2 separate regions of the Homo sapiens genome follow, and region 2 is linked to region 1. Evidence: chromatin loops called from intact Hi-C (ENCODE). Cell type or tissue: IMR-90. All regions are shown on one strand. Links, peaks and the distances in the headings refer to the core of each region. The heading gives the core; the rest is flanking DNA.

The links. A loop is a pair of places that touch in the nucleus more often than their neighbours do. Peaks named below come from ENCODE experiments on the same cell type or tissue, not always from the same donor. Only the 100,000 strongest peaks of a DNase experiment are listed, where the experiment ranks them.
Region 2: a loop joins it to region 1, with 2.7 times the contacts of the local background. A loop is called at or near these places in 2 of 110 quality-filtered maps.

Annotation. Positions count from the first base shown.
Region 1 is chr11:115,619,692-115,629,892 of GRCh38, reverse strand. It overlaps LOC124902826 (small nucleolar RNA U13), which reads left to right and starts at 2,708; the gene lies at 2,708-2,811. In IMR-90, for the core only: a CTCF peak has its summit at 5,617; a DNase peak (open chromatin) is centred at 6,772; H3K27ac peaks cover 1,324 bases; H3K27me3 peaks cover 436 bases.
Region 2 is chr11:115,671,777-115,681,977 of GRCh38, reverse strand. LINC02698 (long intergenic non-protein coding RNA 2698) reads right to left here. Exons shown (of 5, transcript XR_001748394.3): 2 at 5,197-5,292. Among named protein-coding and RNA genes, the nearest start is that of LINC02698, 18 kb to the right of the region's middle. In IMR-90, for the core only: no CTCF peak of the experiment used is centred there; DNase peaks (open chromatin) are centred at 5,007 and 8,657; H3K27ac peaks cover 904 bases.

The DNA.
Region 1 (10,201 bases), core at 1,313-9,312:
ATAATTCTGATAACAAAGGAAATGTTTATTAAAAGGTCAGGGGGGGCTCTTGAAACTGACAAGGCCTCATGGGCCAGATTTAAAACCCCTGCTAAGCTGCGAGGGAGTTCCAGCAGGGCCAGAGCTACGGGGTCCAGTGGGTACCACTTGTGCGAGATAACTCAGCTCAGGGCAGAGGATCGGTGGAAAAGATGACTGACCTCCTGGCCTGACTTGGAAGTCAGTGGCCTGTAACTCAACAGGTGGGAGCCAGGCACCTGTGCTAAGAGCAGAGCAGAAGTGGGCAGAGGCATCCTGGGCTGGACTCAGCTTCCACAAGGATCCTTCATCCTCACTTCCACCCTCCTGCTAGCTTGTGGGAGGGGTGCTACATGGAGAAATTGGGTGGGAAGGGAAAAAAGGAAGGAGCCACATCAGTGACAATGCCACATTCACAGATCCCCACAGCCTGAATGCCCTCCATGAAGTCCTCTGTCTCCCGGGTGTGTACCCAACTAGGCCAGATGGAGCTCTCCCCAGCATTTCTCCATTCTTTCTATGGAGGCACCTGGAAAACAGTAGCTGGGAGCCTGCACTGTGGCATCGGATTGCCTGGGTCTACATTCTGATTCTGTCTCTTTCAAATTGCTGACTTTAGATGAGTTATTTCAATTATTTGGACCTGGCTGGACACAGTGGCTCACACCTGTAATCCCACCACTTTGGGAGGCCAAGGTGGGTGGATCACTTGAGGTCAGGAGTTTGAGACCAGCCTGGGCAACATGGCAAAACCCCGTCTCTACTAAAAATACAAAAAAAAAAAAAAAAAAAAAAATTAGCCAGGCATGGTGGCACATGCCTGTAACCCCAGCTACTTGGGAAGCTGAGGTAGAAGAATTGCTTGAACACGGGAGGCAGAGGCTGTTGTGAGCTGAGATTGCACCATTGCACTCCAGCCTGGGCAACAGAGCAAGACTTCATCTCAAAAAAAAAAAAAAAAAAATTACCTGGACCTCAGCTTTCTCAGATGTAAAATAGAAATCTAATGATCATACCTCTCTCATAGGGTAGTTGGAAGGATTAAGTGACACAATATTAAAAAGTTCATTGGGAGGTCAAGGTGAGCAGGTCATCTGAGGTCAGGAGTTCGAGACCAGCCTGGCCAACATGGTGAACCCTTGTCTCTACTAAAAATACAAAAATTAGCCAGGCATGGTGGTACTTACCTGTAATCCCAGCTACTCTGGAGGCTGAGGCAGGAGAATTGCTTGAACCCAGGAGGCAGAGGTTGTAGTAAGCCGAGATCACGCCACTGCACTCCAGCCTGGGTGACACAGTCAGACTCTGTCTCAAAAAGAAAAAAGAAAAGAAGAGAAAAAGAAAAGTTGATAGAACAGTAAATATAGTAAATAATAAAATTATATTTATTATAACACAATTATTAGAGGTATCCTGGCTAACCTTCAAAACCAAGTAAGTTCTTCTTTATGTCTAAATTTAGTGCCTCCTCTTGTCATTTGGGCCTCTCTCCTGATTGAAAAGAATTAATTGCCGCTCAAGTCCACCTACATGTCTGCCTGCCTTGGCTTTGATTTCTGTCACAGAAGTGGCTCTTCCTCACTCCCCTTCTGTCCTTCTCTTCCACCCCCAGCAGGGTTGGAGGTGGAAAGCTTTTCAACAGCCAAAACTGGTGTCTGTAGACTGACCGTGTTAAAGCCTCCAACAGGAGAGGGAATCAGAGGCTCAAGTTCAGGAGCAAGGGAAGCCACAGATTGCCATGGCCTCATCTCCCAGAACCGTGTGGCAACGTGAAGCTTGGAGGGTGTTTCGGAGCTGCAGGATCTGCCTCCAGTGCTGATACTGTAAGTACCCAGGACACCTTCCAGGGGCAGAACTTCACACGAGGACTCCTTTGCAGGTGTCTAAGCTTAGCGTTTCTGTGCGGAAATCTGGGGGCTGGCTCTGTGGACTCACTGAAAGCTCTCTGCTGACAGAATCAGATAATCAGCTAATACCTGACCCCGCCGCGTCCTGAGCCTTGGACTGATACATAACAATGTCATCAGGCCTGCCTTCTAAGAGCCTTAGCCAGCTTACCTCCTCTTTCAGAGAGTCTGCCCTGGGTAATTATTCCAAACTCGTGCCTGTGAGGAGGGCTAAGTGTCCTGTCACTGTAATCCTCTGGGACGATCTCTCCTAACACCCCCTTCTCTCCACAATTGGCACTCCCAAAGTTCTGTGCTGGCCCTTGGAGATGGTAGCTTACTCCCGCCAGGGGGTAGCTCTCTTAGATGAGTTCCTGAGAAAATGGGTTGAGACAAAAGATTGGCCCTGGGATCCGCAGAGGTGGAGGCCAAGAGGAGGCCCCCAAGTGCACCTGTTCTAGGAATCCCAAGCTGAGAGCCAACCCTTCCCAACCAACCTTGCAAATAGTCACTGGCCCACCCATTCAGGTCAATGGAAAACCAGTGTAAATGAAGTAGCAGAGGCCCAAGATGTCCAAGTGCCTCCAGCTTAGGAGCATTCCAAGGAGGGGAAAATATTTGACTTGTTGGTAAATCAATATTTGTGTTTCTGCATAAAGCCAGGAGACTTACCTGCTCCTCAGTCTGGAATGGGTACCTGCAAAGTGGGAGGGAAGAGACAGCCTAGACTAGAATCTCAGCTCTGGACTTCCCTTAACCACCTCTCTGAGTGTCCTGAATTTCCTCATCTTAAGAAAGGGGAGGTCCTTTTGTAGTTCATAAGCGAGATGATTGGGTGTTCAGGCACATGTGTGAGATGTGCCTCCTTCAAACCTTGTTACAACGTCAGCACATTACCCGCCTGACATGAAAAAAAAAAAAGGAGGGGGAATAATAGTATCAACCTCATGGGGATTTCTGTGAAGATTAAATGAGCAAGTAAGTGCCAATTGCATAATACCAAGCACATCGTGAATGCCTGATACACTTCGGCCTTTTTAAATTGCTTTTATACTCATTCAGTATTTTATAGTTTACAAAGCATGTCCACATATACGTATTAACTAATTCAGTCCTCACAGCATCCCTGTAAGGAAGTCATCATGGACTCCAAGTTTTGGAGACGGAACATCAAAGCTCAGGGAAATCTAATGACTTGCCCAAGGTCAATAATTCATATTTTTAAACAATCCAATCAAGACCAGTTGCTTGCTTAGGGTTTTGACCATTTGGTACAGGTATCAAAAGCTAAACACCAAATGTGAATCATTACCCACTTCCTTGAAGTGTCTTGCCAAAAGGGTATGATTGTGGTTTCATGCTGACCTGACCTGCACCTGTACCTGAGCCAGACCAAAACTTGGCCCTCTATGGGGCGTTTGCAGGGTTGAAGATAGATCAGTGTCATTGTGCAAATTATTTCAAAGCCATGAGGATTCAGGGCTCTCTTGTAGCTCAGTGGAGAGTGTAGAGAAGAGGGTGACGATGTCACACATGAATAATGCATAGAGGGTGCTAAACTTCAGTTTAAGCAAGATCCAAATGCTCATTTCATCTTTGATTTCTCCTTCTGGCTGTGCCATTCCCCATAGCCACTGATCCCAGGGCCTTCTGCTGGAACTGTATGGCTGCCCGCTAAATTGGCTGTTCTTGATAGTGAATAGAAAGAGGAGGGGGGCTGGAGGCAGAGAGAAAAAAAAGATAAGTTGAGGGGAGGGGATTAGGGAAGATGAAAGAGGGAGATGAGAGAAGGAAGCTCTTTCACTGTACTACTCTTACGCAGACTGCCATGGACCCCGAGAACTTGGTGAGGTTTTGTTCCGGGAGAACTTTTCCGGTCTTTTCACTGTGTGGCTGTCACAGACTGAGCTCACTTCTCAAGAAGTGGGAGCGGTACAGGGCCGGGCCCCAGTCTGATGGGGAGACCAGCAGAGGAGTCCTGCCGTCATTCGCAGGGGAGCGAAAGGGGACTTTCAGACAGGGCAGAAGGCAGACTTTGCTCAGCATGACCCAAAGCCCAGCCTCAGGAGCTGAACACAAATATGGAAATAACAGCACAGATTCTGGGGATGTGACACAGGCGGCTTTTGCCCCGGCTGTGAATCTGGAAACAAATGAGAACTACAAAACCGGCTTGTTTGGTTTAGTGAGGAGGCAGGTGCCAAAACAGCAAATGTCACCCTCCCCATTAAGCCTGGGCAGTTTAGATTCCCATTAGTCCTAGAAATGGGATACAGCCTCTGTGGGGTCAGAAGGCCAGAGGCTGCAGCAGCATTGTAGCATCAAGCGGGGAGAGAGGACACAGAAAGACTTGTGATGTCAGCCCTAGGTGGGGCCGGTCTGTTTTAAGGAGATGTTCTAAGTTCAAACCCAGGGAAGATGGGCTTTGGCAAGCACAACTGAAAAGATTTCCACTTGTCCCCTTCTTAAAAATCAGTAGGTAGACTGACTACTCTAGGATAAACTGCCAGCAGCTTTGTTTTCTTTGGGGCCGCCATCTGAAGCAGCTGCAGCTGATTTTAATGAGACATAATAATATTCTATCAGTTCTGTGAGCTATAGACTGAGCCCACTGAGGGAACCTGCTCAACCCCCAAAATGATCAGACTTGTCAAAATATGATCATTTTGTTCCTTATTATAAATGAAAAGAAGATATGATTTAAGTGTCATCCTCTGGGTATGGGAGCTGGATTCCTATAAATCAATCATCCCAAATAAACTCTTTGGACTGATTTCACTACAAATATGCTGCAAACAATTTCTTTAAACAAAGCATAAAAGTATTACTGTATCTCTGCAACGTCAAAATGGCTTTAGATATGCATTATTGGGTTGCTGGGGTGTTCTTTGGTTAAAATATGTTATTTATGGTGTTGCGCCTGACAGGCGAAGTCAGTGCTGACTGCCTGCTGGATAAACCTCCCTCTTGGTTGCCTCTCAGTCCCCAACAGTGAAAATGGTGAAAGAGGACGGGTGTCCAGGGTAGGGAGAGGTCCAAGGGCCAGGCTGGGGTCCCTAGACTTTGCATATGTGACATATTTCATCTTCATAATGGCTCCCATTATATTGAAGGGTGGTAAGCATATAATTTCAGGCTATAGCCTATTTGAATAGGATTTCCAGGTCTGTTACTAGCCATCAGACTTAGAAAATCATACGATGCCTCTTTCATTCAGTTTTCTTTCTTAAAATGGGGACAATGGTGACAACAATAACATCTAACTCTTTTGGTTTTTGTGCGGATCCAACAGGGGTAAACATGGGAAAGTACTTAGCATGGTGTCAGACACATGGTTGCACCAGGTCATGTTAGTTAGCTATTGTTATTATTATTAGAAACCCTGGGAGTTGCAGGGCATGGTGGCTCACGTCTGTAATCCCAGCACTTTGGGAGGCCAAGGCGAGCGGATCACTTGAGGTCAGGAGTTTGAGACCAGCCTGGCCAACATGGGGAAACCTCATCTCTTTACTAAAAATACAAAAATTAGCTGGGCGTTGTGGTGCATGCCTGTAATCCCAGCTACTGGAGAGGCTTAGGCACGAGAATCGCTTGAACCCGGGAGGCAGAGGTTGCAGTGTACCAAGATCACGCCACTGCACTCCAGCCTGGGTGACAGAGCCAGACTCCTTCAAAAAAAGAAAAAAAAAAAAGGAGAAACCCAGGGAATTTTCTGTCCCAAGGAGGTGCTATGGAGCAAAGCTATGCTCATAGACTGTAATCTGTCTTAACATGATGTCTTCACTTTATTCTGTCCAGAAAACTAGACTTGCAGAGGACAATGAACAACCCTATGCCATAGAGTTCTGAAGCCCCATCTTCCCCTAAGGTGCCTGCATCATCGGTCTCAGAAAGAAGGCAGTGTAGGGAAGGAGGTGACGTACTAAGAGTTTTTCCGCAAAGTAGATTTGTCTATTAAGCCCCATGTCACCGGCTTTCCATCTCTCTACACTCACCTGGACAGGCATTTCTTCCATGCCACATTTTTGTAGCGCTCCAATCTGTCCACATTTTAACAACCTTGTACCTCAGTCGAGATAGAGCCTGAAAAGTTTAATATCATGTCAAATAAGAGAGCCAATAAAACTTGACATTATTAATATGATGTCAAGGTTTTTTTTTCCCAACTGCTTAGGGAAAAAACATTGTGTCCCATTAAGTTGAGCTCCTTGCACTGAGAAATATTAAGTGACTTTTCAATGACTACCAGCTGGAACTATTAGTTTTCTTCATAAGCATTGCTGCCGTCGATTCTGAGAGGCCAGTTGAGAACCTTTTATGAAGATGCTGGATGAGCTGGTGCAATCAGAAAAGCTTTTAGGTTTCCCTGGGATCCCTCTTTAAGTGGGGCTGTGTATGGAAATGGGGATATGAATTATTAAAAGGCTTAAATACATTTGGCTGAGAGAGCATGGGCTTCATACTCCCTCTGTCCATTTATCCCCAAAGGACTGCAGTAGCCTTTCAGGACAATCTGGTGTGGACTGGAAAACCAAGGCCAGAGTCCTGGAAAGAGGAGCACACAGGGCTTCCCTCACTGCCTGGCACCCCCTGCCCCAGCCGTCAGCAGCATCACGGTGGGTACAAGAGCTGCTGGTGTGGTGCGGCCCACTGTTCCGCCCTGGCAAGGGAGGGGGCATGAGTGCCCACAGCTGCTCCTGGCCCTTGCTCACACTGGGCTTCTGGGAAGGACACTGTCAGGAAGCTGTTGGGGGCCTCTGTTTCCCTTGGCCGGGGTCCATGGTTGCTTCACAGCACGTGGCTTTCCATGTCAGAGTCCCTTCCCGGGAAGAGGTCAGGACTTAAAATAAGCTGGCGTGACTCATGTCTGAGTTGGGAGATGCCTCGTGCAAGTGCTGGCTTTTCAGGAATGTGCAGCTGGGGCAGCTGAAAAGAAAGCTCCAGAGGCTCAGACCTGGATTTCCAGAGTCTTTTGGCTGCTCAAGCCCAAATAAGATTGTTTCAACTGTTCCTACATCTGGACTGTTCAGACACCAGCATTTCTCCTAGGCTTTCTTATCCCCAGGGAAGCTGTTTCTGTAGCATTTACCCCATTTCCGACCCCACCCCAACACCATTTGGCTACCCACCCAAGTGTCTCATCACTTTCATTGTGGATGACTTTTATAGTTCCTAGCTGTGACACCTTCTAAGAGGTATACCTGTGTTCTTAATCTCAGGAATCCAGTGAGCTGGCTACAGAGGCAGTTGCAAGCTGGTGCTTATTTATGTAAGGCTGGAGTGTTTATTATAGGGTTGTATTCCTTTAGTGAGATCAAAAAATTAAGAGATGGATGGCAAACAGAACAGTCCTTATTTAGACTTCTGTGATGTTCCAGTTGACATACTTCCCCCTTGCCCTTTGCCCCCACTCATCCTGCACCATCTGGGGGCACATGACCCCGGGGATAGCAGATGGAAGGCAGCTTGCTCTTCTTAAATTTCACCCAACTCTTAAGAGACCTCTAGGGAAAATACCCTTGGGATGGTTCCTTAGGGGCACCTTGAGCACTCAAACCCCAATACTGTGGTCAGGAGCAGCTGATGAGGAAAATCCCTGTCCATGGACTTCTCTCTTCTCCATGGAAGTTCAGGATTGGATGATTCAGCCAAGGGCAAGGAGGTTGGGTGAGAAATTTGTCTTGTACAGGTATAGCGTAATTGACAGCAGCTATTCCTCTCTGCTTCCATTGATCTCAAGATAAAACAGAAGACAATTATTATTATTGTAGAAGGAATTTAGTTCAAATGCCAGAAGAATCTCCCAACTCCCAAGATGGTGGCCTTCATGAAGCTGTGAAATCTCTAGTGCAGGGGGTCCCCCTGTTCTGAGCTCTTAGCTTCACCCCAGCTCAAATCCGACAATTCCTAAGCAGCACCTTTCTTTTTCTGGGACATGATCTAGAAGGCTCATATAGCTTACTTGGGATTTTGAAGTGATAACTCCAAGAAAATTGGGAGAGTCAAGTGAACCTTGGATAAAGAATGAAATAGAGGCTGGGTGCAGTGGCTCATGCCTGTAATCCCAGAACATTGGGAGGCTGAGGCAGGTGGATCACTTGAGGTCAGGAGTTCAAGACCAGCCTGGCCAACCTGGTGAAACCCCATCTCTACTAAAAATACAAAATTTAGCCAGGCCTGGTGGCACGCGCCTGTAGTCCCAGCTACTCAGGAGGCTGAGGCAGGAGAATCGCTTGAATCTGGGAAGCAGAGGTTGCAGTGAGCTGAGATCGTGCTACTGCACTCCAGCCTGGGCGACTAAGTGAGACTCTGTCAAAAAAAAAAAAAAAAAAAAGAAAGAAAGAATGAAATAGAAACAGGTCTGCAAACCTGGGCTACTGTGGGAAAGGATGGAAGACTAAAAAACAAGAGACTCCGTCACAATTGTTCAGAAGCAAATTCAACTCTACCTCTGGGCTTTGGTTTCCAGGAAAATAAGACCTGCCTGGACCTATATTAGAATTGTTGTTAGGATCCAGTGAAATCATGGATAGAAACATCTCAGGAAAAAATATAAATTACTTTAAAAATATAGAGGATTACCACTCTTACCAGTCCACCTTCCCGCTCAGAGCTGACAGTGAGGATGTCCCCCAATGGTGGGAGGTAGAATCAGATGACATTTAAGATCCCCTTCACCTCTAAGAGTCTATGGATATATTCTCATTCTTCCCCCTATAGGTTTCACTTAGCCCACTCTTCATTTTGAGGCAGGGCAAGGGAGCAGAGTATATGAGCTGGCAACTCTCAGTCTACTTAGAGCAAAGACTGACATCCGGGACACACGCTGCAACACAGACAAACCCTGGGGACATTATGCTAAGTGAAATAAGCGAGGCACAAAAAAGACAAATGCTACATGATTCCCTTTCTGTGACATACCTAGAATGGACAAAGCCGTAGAGACAGAAAGTGGAATGGTGGTTACCAGGGGCTGTGGGGAGTGGGATGAGGAATTAGTGTTTAATGGGTATAACGTTTCAATTCAAGAGGCTAAAAAAGTTCTGGAGATGGACTGTGGCGATGGGTGCACAACAATCTGAATATACCTAATACCCGTGAGCTGCGCACTTAAAAATTGTGAAAATGGGCCAGGAGCGGAGGCTCACGCTGTAATCTCAACACTTTGGGAAGCTGAGGCAGGTGGATTACTTGAGCTCAGGAGTTTGAGACCAATCTGGGCAACGTGGAAGAACCTTGTCTCTACAAAAAATACAAAAAAAAAAAAAAATTAGCTGGATATGGTAGCATGCGCCTGTAGTCCCAGCTACTCAGGAGGCTGAGGTGGGAGGATCACTGGAGCCCGGGAGGCCAAGGCTGCAGTGACCATGACCGTACCACTGCACTCCAGCCTGGGGGACAAAGTGAGACCCTGCCTCAAAAAAAAAAAAAAAAAGGTTAAAATGGTAAATTTTGTCATGTATATTTAACCACAATTTTAAAAATCCCTGACATCAAGTCATACAGCTATGAAGTAATAAATTCCAATTCAAACCTAGGAGTAAGGTTTAGCCACTAAAATATACTGTTTGTCATGACAAACTGACCTGCCACCGTCCCCCTATGATTTGGGAAGGCTATCTCATTCATTGTCCTATTGGTGACGGCAGCAAGAAAGGATTCCACAATGGTGTGGGGTTGTCATCTGTGCCCCTAAGCACCCAATGTTGTACATGTCACAGAATCTGGGATTTTAAGAAAGCCTTAAGTTTGTGTTATCCCAGCTGGGGTAGCTCAAGACCATCCTTGGGCCCAGCAATTGGAGGCGTTCTCCCAAGCAAATGGAGGGAATTGTCTCTCTCTCCTTTTTGCTGCAGCTCAACCTTTCTTCACCTTCCTGCTTTAATGACTTAATCAAGTGTCAGATGAGAGGAACTGATCCATGCAAAGGACAGAAGTTTCAACAGGATGTGTGGAACCCACTGCTGCTCCCTTCCCCTGCCCCAGAGTCACCGCCCTACCAGAGAAAGATGGGGGAGACAGAAAAAGAAAAGAGAAAAAGGCGAGAGAGATTTTGTACCCTTAAGCCTCCACTGCCGCAGTTCAAAAGACCAATCTTTACTGAAAATAAATTTAAAGGAGAATTTTTGATGTATATTATGGTCTCTGGTGGTAGACAAGAGCACTGCCGGCAGTGTATGGAGTTATGCAAAGCCAAAGTGGGATTACTTAAAAGTGTCTGTAGTGCTTTGATTAACTGGTGTGTATTTTATTTTTTATATGACACAATCACAGGCCTACATTGATAATATCTTGCT
Region 2 (10,201 bases), core at 691-8,690, 53 kb before region 1:
AGCTTGGATTACAGGCGCGTGCCACCAAGCCTGGCTAATTTTTATATTTTTAGTAGAGGCAGGGTTTCACCATGTTGGCCAGGCTGGTCTTGAACTCCTGACCTCAAGTGACCCACCTGCCTTGGCCTCCCAAAGTGCTGGGATTACAGGCATGAGCCACCACGCCCAGCTAACTTTTGTATTTTCAGTAGAGACGGGGTTTCACCATGTTGGCCAGGCTGGTCTCGAACTCCTGACCTTAGGTGATCCACCCGTCTCATCCTCCCAAAGTCTTGAGATTACAGGCGTAAGCCACCACGCCCAGCCCTGGGTTCAAATCTTGGTTGCCCAACATTTAATAATTGTGTGACTCTAGCAGATTATTAAATTTTTATAAATTCCCTCAAAACTTCTATTTCCTCAAGTATAAAATAAGGATACCAAAAATACCCATCTTACAAGGTTGCTGTGGCGATCAAATGAGGTAAGTCATGCAAAGCATTTAACATATAGTAATTGCTCTAGAAGATGAGATACTATGACTATTATACTAGAACCCCTAATAAATTGTAGCTTTTCTTTGTTGTGCCGGTGCTTTATTTCGTTCTTTCATCTGACAGATTCTCAAACCTCAGCTTAAACATTGTATCTGCAGGAAAACCTTCCTTCCCCTTCTTTCCTAGGCAGAAGTAGTTAATTATTTCCTCCTGTGCATTTCCATAACACCCAGCCTACGTTTCTATTACGGCCTCAATACAATGGGTTGAATTAAGGATCTTGTATACCCCATCACCACCATACACATAAGAGATTGTGAGCTACTTGGGGGCAGGTTCCATGTCCCATTCATCTGTCTATACTCAATGCCTGGTTCAGGGCCCAGGCAGTGAGATGTTTAAAAAATGTTTGTTGAGGCTGGGAGTGGTGGCTTCTGCCTGTAATCCCAGCACTTTGGGAGGCTGAGCTGGGAGGATCACTTGAGCCCAGGATTTCAAGACCAGCCATAGTGAGACCTGTCTCTATGAGAAACAAACAAACAAACAAAAAATGCCCAGGCATGGTGGCACACACTTGGAGCCCCAGCACTTTGGGAAATCAAGGTGGTAGGATCATTTGAGCTCAGGATTTCAAGACCAGCCTGAGCAACATAGTCAGACCTCACCTCTACAAAAAGAAAAAAAAAAAAAAATAGCTGGGCAGGGTAGTGCATGCCTGTAGTTCCAGCCACTTGGGAGGCTGAGGTGGCAGGATCACTTGAGCCTGAGAGTTTGAGGCTGCAGTGAGCCATGATCATGCTGCTGCACTCCAGTCTGGGTGACAGAGCAAAAACCTGTCTCAAAAAAAAGAAAAAATAAAATGTTTGTTGATTGAATAAACATAAAATTCTATGTTACTACTTAGAAATTAGCATAACATAGAATATTTATTAGCTTTTTTGTCTAGTCGTCCATAGTATCACTGTGTTCCCAGTATTCAGAAAGGTGAAGTGCACATTCTTTGTTTCCTGGGAGCAGCATTCCTTGGGGTTTGAGCAGAACTGGTCCCCGGGGAGAGCTACAGCAAGAAAGCAGGATTTCCCCATGTCTAGCCCCCTTTCCAGAGGAGTCTTAGGTAGTGTACCTCAGACCACCACCCCTCATTGTCAGTTTAGGGGCTTGCATTCCCTGGTTCAGCAACTTGGCCCCAGAGAAAAAGTCTACCCCAAGCAGAACAGGGCTTAAAATCATATTTTCATGGGATGTCAAATCTCCTCTCTTACCTTAAATGAAAGGTATTATTTCTGAGAGGAGAATATCACACTCCACCACCAAAATTCTGCTTCCTCGGCAAAAACCCCAGCAGTTTCTCTGCATGGCTGGCAGCTCTCCACCCAAGGCCAATGCTAGGAAATTCACCAGGCCCAACGCAAATCATGAGAGCACAAGCCCCTCTGTGATTACAACAAGGGAAAGCAAACTCAAGGAGCATTTGCTGTGCAAAAACGGGAGAGGAGAGGAGGAGATATGGTCCAGAGACACCAGCCCAGGCCTCACAACAGGTCATAGCTCCTCTCGGGAAATTTACCCATCACTTTGCCTAATAAGTAAATTATCCGCAGCTCAGCAACCTCTGAGCCTTCCCTGTAACAAGTGATATCCTTTCACCTTCATCTTTGGTATATATAAAAATATATCCTTCTTAGCTGCCAAAAAGCTATCAGCCCCTTGTCTCTAAGCAATTCATGCTGGAGACTCAGACCTCTTTCTGATTCACCCACATGGAACCTGCTCTGGGATAAAAAGCTTTGTATGGAGCTGGGGAGGGTGGAAAAGGTGTCAGCCAGTGACTGGATTCAAATAAATGGGAAACTGTCTATACTTTTTAATGAGTGAGAAGGACCGGGGGAGCAGGTCAGAATGCGGCTTTCTGTCCCTTGAGCTCCCTGTTGTGTCAGCTTCCATGTGTGTGGCCTGGGGGCTGATCACGCTGTAAGTCCCCGAGAGTCCCAGGCACACTGGCTGCTTACCTAGCTGGCAGCTCTAAGCATGGACACCTGTCCACTGCAGCAATATCTTCCCAGATCCGGGGGATTCTGGTCCTACTTTTCCTCCCTAGCCATTCCCAGAGGCTCCTGCTTCCTGACAGAGATGTGAGTCTCCTTTGGGCATAACCCAGTTGATTAGCTCAGGAGTCTGTATCTTCTAGGTGCCCTGTGGCTGGTACCAACCTGTTCAATCCTAGTGCTCTCTGTGTTAAGCAGCTGGTCCGAGGGGCCACATGTTTTGCCAAGATTAATTTAGGCATTGACTTATGTGTGGCCTGCAAGCTCTCTTGGCAAGGCACCTCCTATCCAGACGTTCCATCACCCTGGCACCTGAGCCGACAGGGTGCGCCATAGCCTTGTGGAACCCTGACTGGACTTCTAGGGGCCCGCCTCCTCCAGAAAACTTCCAGTGACAAAGAGTGTCCTCCTGACCCAGGACTCTCCACTCAGAAATCTCCAGCTTGCTCCTCCAGCACCTCAGTCCATTGCATGACTGGGGGCTGTATGCAAACATTTGCTTTGATTTGTAAAATGATCCATATAATTAGGGAAAAGAGTTAAATAAAGGGACTGATTTCAGAGAGCAGGTTCTTAATGACACTAATACCTGACAAAAGGGGTCATTATGATAGGCTAATGGGCCTTGCCTGGCATTCAGCTCTCTCAGGACACAATCCAACACACTCAATTATCTGCTAATCAGGGCCGTTTTGTCAGAGGTTATTGCCCTGAAGTATCAATTATAGGAACATTATTAATACTTTATGGAGAAACCACATGCATGAAAGTGTTAAACTCATGGGGCGAGCCCTTCAGCCCCCTCCCCACTTGGACCCATAAAATACAATCTCTTTTTACCTCCATTTACCTCCCCAACTGGGGCTTACTACGACCCATTGGGTCTGCTGGGAAGGAGCCAGGGCCATGATGATGTTTGCAATCCTGTCACCTGTGACCAAGCTGGCAATCCCAACTCTTAATGCCACCAGCTGGCAACAGTGGCTTAGCCCAAAGCCAAGGCATTACTGACTCAAGATGTGAGGGGGAAACAGGGAGCCACTGGGGCTGCCAGAACAAGAAGTCTCTCTCTCCCTCTCTCCCTCTGTGTGTGTGTGTGTGTGTGTGTGTGTGTGTGTGTGTGTGTGTGTGTTTCCCTCTCTCTTCCTTACTATCTCTCTCTCAGTCTGTCTCTTTCTTTCTCTCCCTCCCTTTTCTTTTCCTTCTCCTCCTCCTCCTCCTTCTTTTCTTTCTCTCTCTCCTCACCCCCTCAATGTGGTCCTTTCAAGGAAGTGGAGAAGAGCTGGAAGGAGGCCCGCCACTTCAGAATACAGTCTGCTCAGGACACGGTCTACGCTGCTTCCTAGAACCCACGGCTGCCTGCTGGACACTCGGATTTCGCCTCTAAGGAGGCACCATCCAACACAGAAACGAGGAATAACTCTAAAATGTGTTGTGATATAGAAGACAAAACGTGATAAGAACTTTAGAGCCAGATCAGTCCTGATTCAAATCTCTGTCGTACCACTCGCTGTCAGCAGGATTTCAAGCAAGTCACTCAGCCTCTCTGGGCTCTAGTTTTCCAATGTCCTGAGAGGCAGTGTATCATAGTGAAGGAAAAAGGAGGCTTCAGGATGCCGGCTTTGCCACTTACTAGGTGTCCAAACTTGAGTGAGTTATTTAGCCTCTTTGGACCTGTTTCTCACATGTAGGGCAGAGATGGTTACATCCATATGCGAGAGCCCTGGTGAAGGTTAAACAATAACATGTGCACAAGGGGAGGACAGTACCGGGCACATTTCATTCACAGGGAGCGGGATACTAACTTTGAGGTGGGGTTCTGAGGTTGAAATATTTGTTGCTAAATAATAATGAGCCCAAACACTCAGAAACAGCAAGATCTCTCTGCTCCTTCACCCTTGAATAATTAAACAATTGCCAGTAGGACAAGGGTTTACTGGTTTTTCCAGCTGGGAAAGAGGGTGGTAGTGATCCCCTGAAAGTCCATCCAGTGTTCTGGCATCCTGGGAAAGTGCCCAGCCTGCCTGGGGGAAGCTGCCTTTCCGGAATAGATGGGACTCTCCACACCTGCGGCCCAGCAGGCCTAGATCTGCCTGTTACAATCAGGACTACTTGCAGAAAGAAGACTTGGTGCCTCGTCAGGATCTCCTGTAATCTGATTTATGCAGTTTAATCTCATGAGAAAAAGGAAGCAAGAAGAGATAGGAGAGTCTGCTCTGCTACTTAATGGTCTCTCTCTTCTTTGTCGACTTTACTCTGTGGTTGAGGAAGTGGAAATTTAAAATATGGTTGTGTTCATGCATTCACCAATAGTTGTTGAGTACCTACAATGAGTTAGTGATGTGATCACAGTCTAGAAGTGGGAGACCAACTCAAGAACAGATCAATTCTACTAGAGTTTGATCTACAAAAGTATCTATCTACATGCCTAGAGGTTCCTATAATTCCTGGTCAAGCTAAAGGAATGTGAGTTATTCCATCTGGGGAAATGAGCCGAACCACAGAAATGTAAAACGCTCAAGTGTTAGGAGAATTGTCAAAAATGGGTGGTCATCTCCAGCTCAACCGAATACAGACATCAGAGAAACAAATTTTCTATAACTATGAGGTTTTAGGCCAAGAGGCTTAGCCTAAACATCAATAAAAATGCAGGAACAGGCTCTGCAGCCTCTTACCTGGAGACGAGAGTCAGCAACTGAAGGCGCTTGGTTGACTTTGGCAGAATCCAGTCCAGTGCAGAGGGAGGACCAGCACTACAATTCCGTGTCCACCTGGTATGGCCAGGAAAAAGGGAACCAGCACTTACAGGCAAAAGGCCTCGAAATCCTGCCTGTGACAGCCTGACCCACGGCTCAGTGGTAGGAAGTGTAGGTGGAAGGAATGAAGGTGCTGAGAATGCGCCCTCCTGACCCTTGATTATGGCTTATAAATGTGCTGTTTGGTGGGCCTGCGTAATTAGTGTTTGTGTTAAGCAGTTACGGGGTTAAGTGCTACCAGGGGTTTCATTTGGGCTGACAGAGTCTGAGCTGCAGAGTGGGGTGGTTGCCTAGCAACAACACCTGTAGCACATTAAGCAGCCAGTCAGCTTTGTCAACTTCTAGCAGGGGCTTTGTAGAGCGGATGACAGGGAAGAGGAAGGTTTGTGGGGCACAGAGGTGGGAAGCTGGGCAGTGCATCTCAGGATGCAAGAGGGTTCTGGGGAAATCAAGTGTTTGTGTGAATTCCACAAGAACAGCTTTATGTCTATGTTCCTCAAGCAGGAGAAAGATCAACAGCTCCAGGTGTGACTCCAGGACAGATATCCTCAGTCTTACTGTCACCTGTTTCTAAAACCCTCACAGCAGCAGCTGAGTGAAATAGGAATCCCCCTTCCTCAACCCAAGCCCCCTCTCAAATAAAGTGCCTCAGATTGGGTGATTGGAGAGGGAGGGATAAGGGAGAAGTACTTTCATGGTTTTGTTTTCAGATTCAAGAAGAACAGGGGATATTTCTGCTGACTTGTCTTTGAGGCAGCAATCACAGAGAACAAAGCAGAGACCCTGAGAGGGTAAGATCTTTCTCACCACCTTCCCTTCTCACCTCCCATGCACTTCTCTGGACTTCATCTCATGCACGCCTGAGATACGGCTGGAAAAAAGAACAGATTTGAAGAAGGGTAGGGAGCTTGGTGATATTGCTGCTGCCTTTGTAGTATTCATGGCCTAGCTAGCCTTCTGCCAGATTTCCAAGCTGCCCTGAGTGGCGGTGGAGGGATAGAGTGGTGCACCTTCTAAGAGTGGGCAATCCAGAATGAAGCACTAGCAATCAGGTGGTGTGGGATCAACTCTGCTTCTGTCACTTGTAAGCCAATAGCCTTTGGCCGATACCTGTCCGGAGACTCAATTTTCTCATCTGTAAAGTGGAGGATAATTATATGTGCTCCACTTACATTATGAAGATCAAAGGAGGCCACTTAAGTAAAAGCATGCTACGAAAGCTATAAATCCTCCTACATGTATAAGGTATTAGTATTACAAGGAAGACGCCAATATATCTGCTCTTTCAGAATGGCCTGAGCTATCTGCTGTTTGGCCCACAGCGAAGAGCAGAGGAGCAGCCACGTGGCTGTGTTGCCGGGTAACTTGGTGGTGGAATGGCTCTGAAAGGAGGCCTATTCAACTCTGCTATTCTAGGTTCACTGGTTCAAATCCAGCCCTAGGCCAACAATTACTGTAATCACTGGGTTTGGAATTCAAGCGTCTGACTTTCGGAAGACCTTTTGCTTATCTGTGACCCATTGAGTTTTCACCACAAACTTATGCATGCGATTACACGGGAAGCCGGGAGACTGCAGAACCTGGCTTGTGGTCCCAAACACAGATCCACCCACCCTCCCCTCTGCAGGCCAAGGCTGCTTCTTCTAGATTATCTTAAAAGGCAATCTGGGGGCTGAAGGGTACGTCGTTTGCCCTCTGGGCTTGGAAGTAAGTATCGGCATGGCCGAGCCACATCTGACACTGCCTTTAAGTGTCCTAGGCCTACCCAATCCTCCCTGCATGACTGAGAAAGCAGGCGTCTGGCTTTCTCCACCACAGTTAAGAGAGCTCCTCCTCCTACCCTTTAAGCCACACCACATCTGATCAGGAAAAAAAAAAAAAATGTCTGTGTATATATTCAGAAACCAGCAGATTTAAGGCCCATCCAGGCTGAAGTAGCAACTTGCCAGCCCAGAATGCACCAAGCCTTCTATGTGATTTTGTGGGTTTTCTGCCTGTGTGTCTGTGGGGTCTGCAAACGCCCTGCCACACCCAGAGTGACAGACGCTGTGTGTGTACGCAAGCCGCTCGCTCCCCGGAACCCCTGCTCCTGTGTTGTGCCGTTATTTTCATGCTCTGTGTTATATTTAACTCAAGTCATAATATTTGGGGGGTTGGAAGCCTGCTGTTTCACCAAGAAAGGCATTTGAATATTCTCAGTTCCAGAGAATTCCAAGGGCTCTGGGAAGAGTGAGGCGGTTGCCCCAGATTTGCCTGACACATCGTGATCACGTGGACTCCATTAGTGGAGGGCTGAGGTGCTGAGCAGGCAGCCTAAAGGAATGTTGAGAAACAATGAAGAGGAGCCCTGAGTGATGTCAGCAGGAGGCTGATGCCTCTGGGGGTCCCAGGCAGTCGCCTCACACATCCCCTAGGGGAGGGAAGCACTAATTGGCGACACCACCTGCCTTGTTACCCCCACCCCCCACCTCGTACACCCCATGTCAATCCGAGGGGATGCAGAACCAAAGTCCCACGTGATGTGAGGGGAGGCGTAACTCAGCTCATCCCCAACTGAGGCTCTCACTCATCTCATCTCCAATAAGAAAAGCAAGCATCCGAATGGAGCCCCATCTAAATAGTGGGGGTCACTGTTTTGCCCCAAAGAAGGCCTGGCAAGGTTAGCATCGGCAAAGTACAAGTCATCCATAAAGGGTGGAAACAAGGATAATATTATTTATTATCCTTTAAATATTAAACATAATATAAATATTTAAATATAAATATCTAAATATTAAATATAAATATCTGAATATTAAATATAAATATCCTTTAAATATTAAATATTATTTATTATTCCTTATCGTAAGAAGCTATCCTTGAAGACATAGGTAGATTCACCTGTTTCTGGACTTTATGGACACCTTGTATATATTTTTTAATTCTGGGTCTCTAAGTACATTTCCTGAAAGTTCTTTCCATATTATATGATAAATTTCTCTGCGAGATTCCACCATATTTCTTTTTCTTTAAAAAAAATTTTTGTTGATTTTTTAGTTTTTATTTTTGAGACAGGGTCTCACCCTGTCACCCAGGCTGAAGTGCAGTGGCGTGATTGCAGCTCACTGCAACCCCAACCTCCTGGGCTCAAGCGATCCTCCCACCTCAGCCTCCTGAATAGATGGGACTACAGGTGCACACTGGGCTAATTTTTGTATTTTTTGTAGAGACGAGTTCTCGCTGTGTTGCCCAGGCTGGTCTCAAACTCCTGGGCTCAAGTAATCTGCCTGCCTTGGCCTCCCAAAGTAACCCTATTTCTTTCACACCATTTCTCCAAGCAACAGAGGATAGTTTGGGCAGTTTCCCAAACACACTGGGGTGGAGTCTGCCAGTAGCTGGAGAGGGAGGCCAGCTAGGATTGCAACATACTTTTCATTATGGTGTCTAGACAGAAGCAGGTCTTAAAGTTGGAGAAGAGGAGAAGGGAAAGTACCATATCCCAGGGAACCAAACACTGTCTAATCCCCTCACCAGTGAGAGCAGCTGGCCCGAGGCCTGCAGGGTGTCCTGTGAGAACAGCTCCCACTGGTGCCTTCAAGGGTCTTGCCAGGTGGAGGAGTCCAGGAGTCAGTCACTCGGGGAGCAGCAGACGAGGGCTACCCCAGTCCCTGGCCACTGCAGGCCATGCTCTCATCTCCAGCCTGAACCAACGCACTAAAACCAGCACTTGCTTCACATTCATGGGAACTGACATATGGCATAACTTTTTTTTTAATCTTCCAAGTTCCCTAGGCAGCTTTGACGTGAATATTAATACTAACATAATTTTATGATGATTAGAGAACACAATTAGGGGCTATTAATAATGACACAAATAATGACATTTAAGGCCTCATTTTAATTTGAGTAATATTCTGTCTGGTGGTATTCAAACAGCTCTGTCTAGCACAATTAGTATAGTACTGGGGTGCAGTCACTTTTCACAGAATCCGTCAGTCGCTCCTCACCAACACACCTCCACGGCAAGGGAGACAGATGGGGGACCCTGCCCCACACCTGAGATGCACCCAGAGACAGCCTTCTGCTGCAGCCTTGACTTGGACCCCAGGGACAGGTCTCTCAGACAGAGGGCGTTGTGCACAGATTTCAAGAGTCTAAATTGGGAAAGAGTGCTGGTGGCTGGATTAAAGTCCGCTAAGCAGTCAGTTGTTCCAACTTTAGGTACCACATCTCCCCAAGAAGGTGGACGAACAGTGTGGGTTTCCATTTCCAGCTTCCCTCGGCTAAATCCTACTTGACCTGCAGAACATGGCTCCCCACTGAGTCCCACAAGGCCCCCCAAGCCCTCTCCTTCTGCAGCATTATTCTAGGCTGTCCACAGAGTACAGTACACTCAAGTGTAGTGATTTGTGTACTTACCCACCTTCCCAGCGGGCTGCTCACTCTTTGAGGGGTGAGGTTGTGTCTTATCTGCCTTTAAACCCTCAGCTCCCAGGTACATAGTTGACTCTCAGTCAAAGCTCGTTGAGTGACTTAATGGCGAAATGACAGCGGTTCTGCCTTGCACCCACGGAGCATGTGTTGAAGCTGGTATACTATTATAGCATTTCACTCTCAGAGCTCTAAACTGCATCTTTGCTTTTGTTGTGTTTTGTTTCTTTTTTTAGAGATAGAGTCTCATTCTGTCACCTAGGTTGGAGTGCAGTGGTGCCTTCATAGCTCATTGTAACCTTGAACTCCTGGGCTCAAGCAGTCCTCCCACCTCAGCCTCCCAAGTAGCTGTGACTATAGGCATAGGCATGCACCACCATACCTGGATTTTTTTTTTTTTTTTATTTTGAGAGATGGCTGGTCCCAAATTCCTGGGCTCAACCGCTCCTCCCACCTCAGCTTTCCAAAGTGCTGAGATTACACATGTGGTCCAAACTGCATCTTTTGGGTGTTT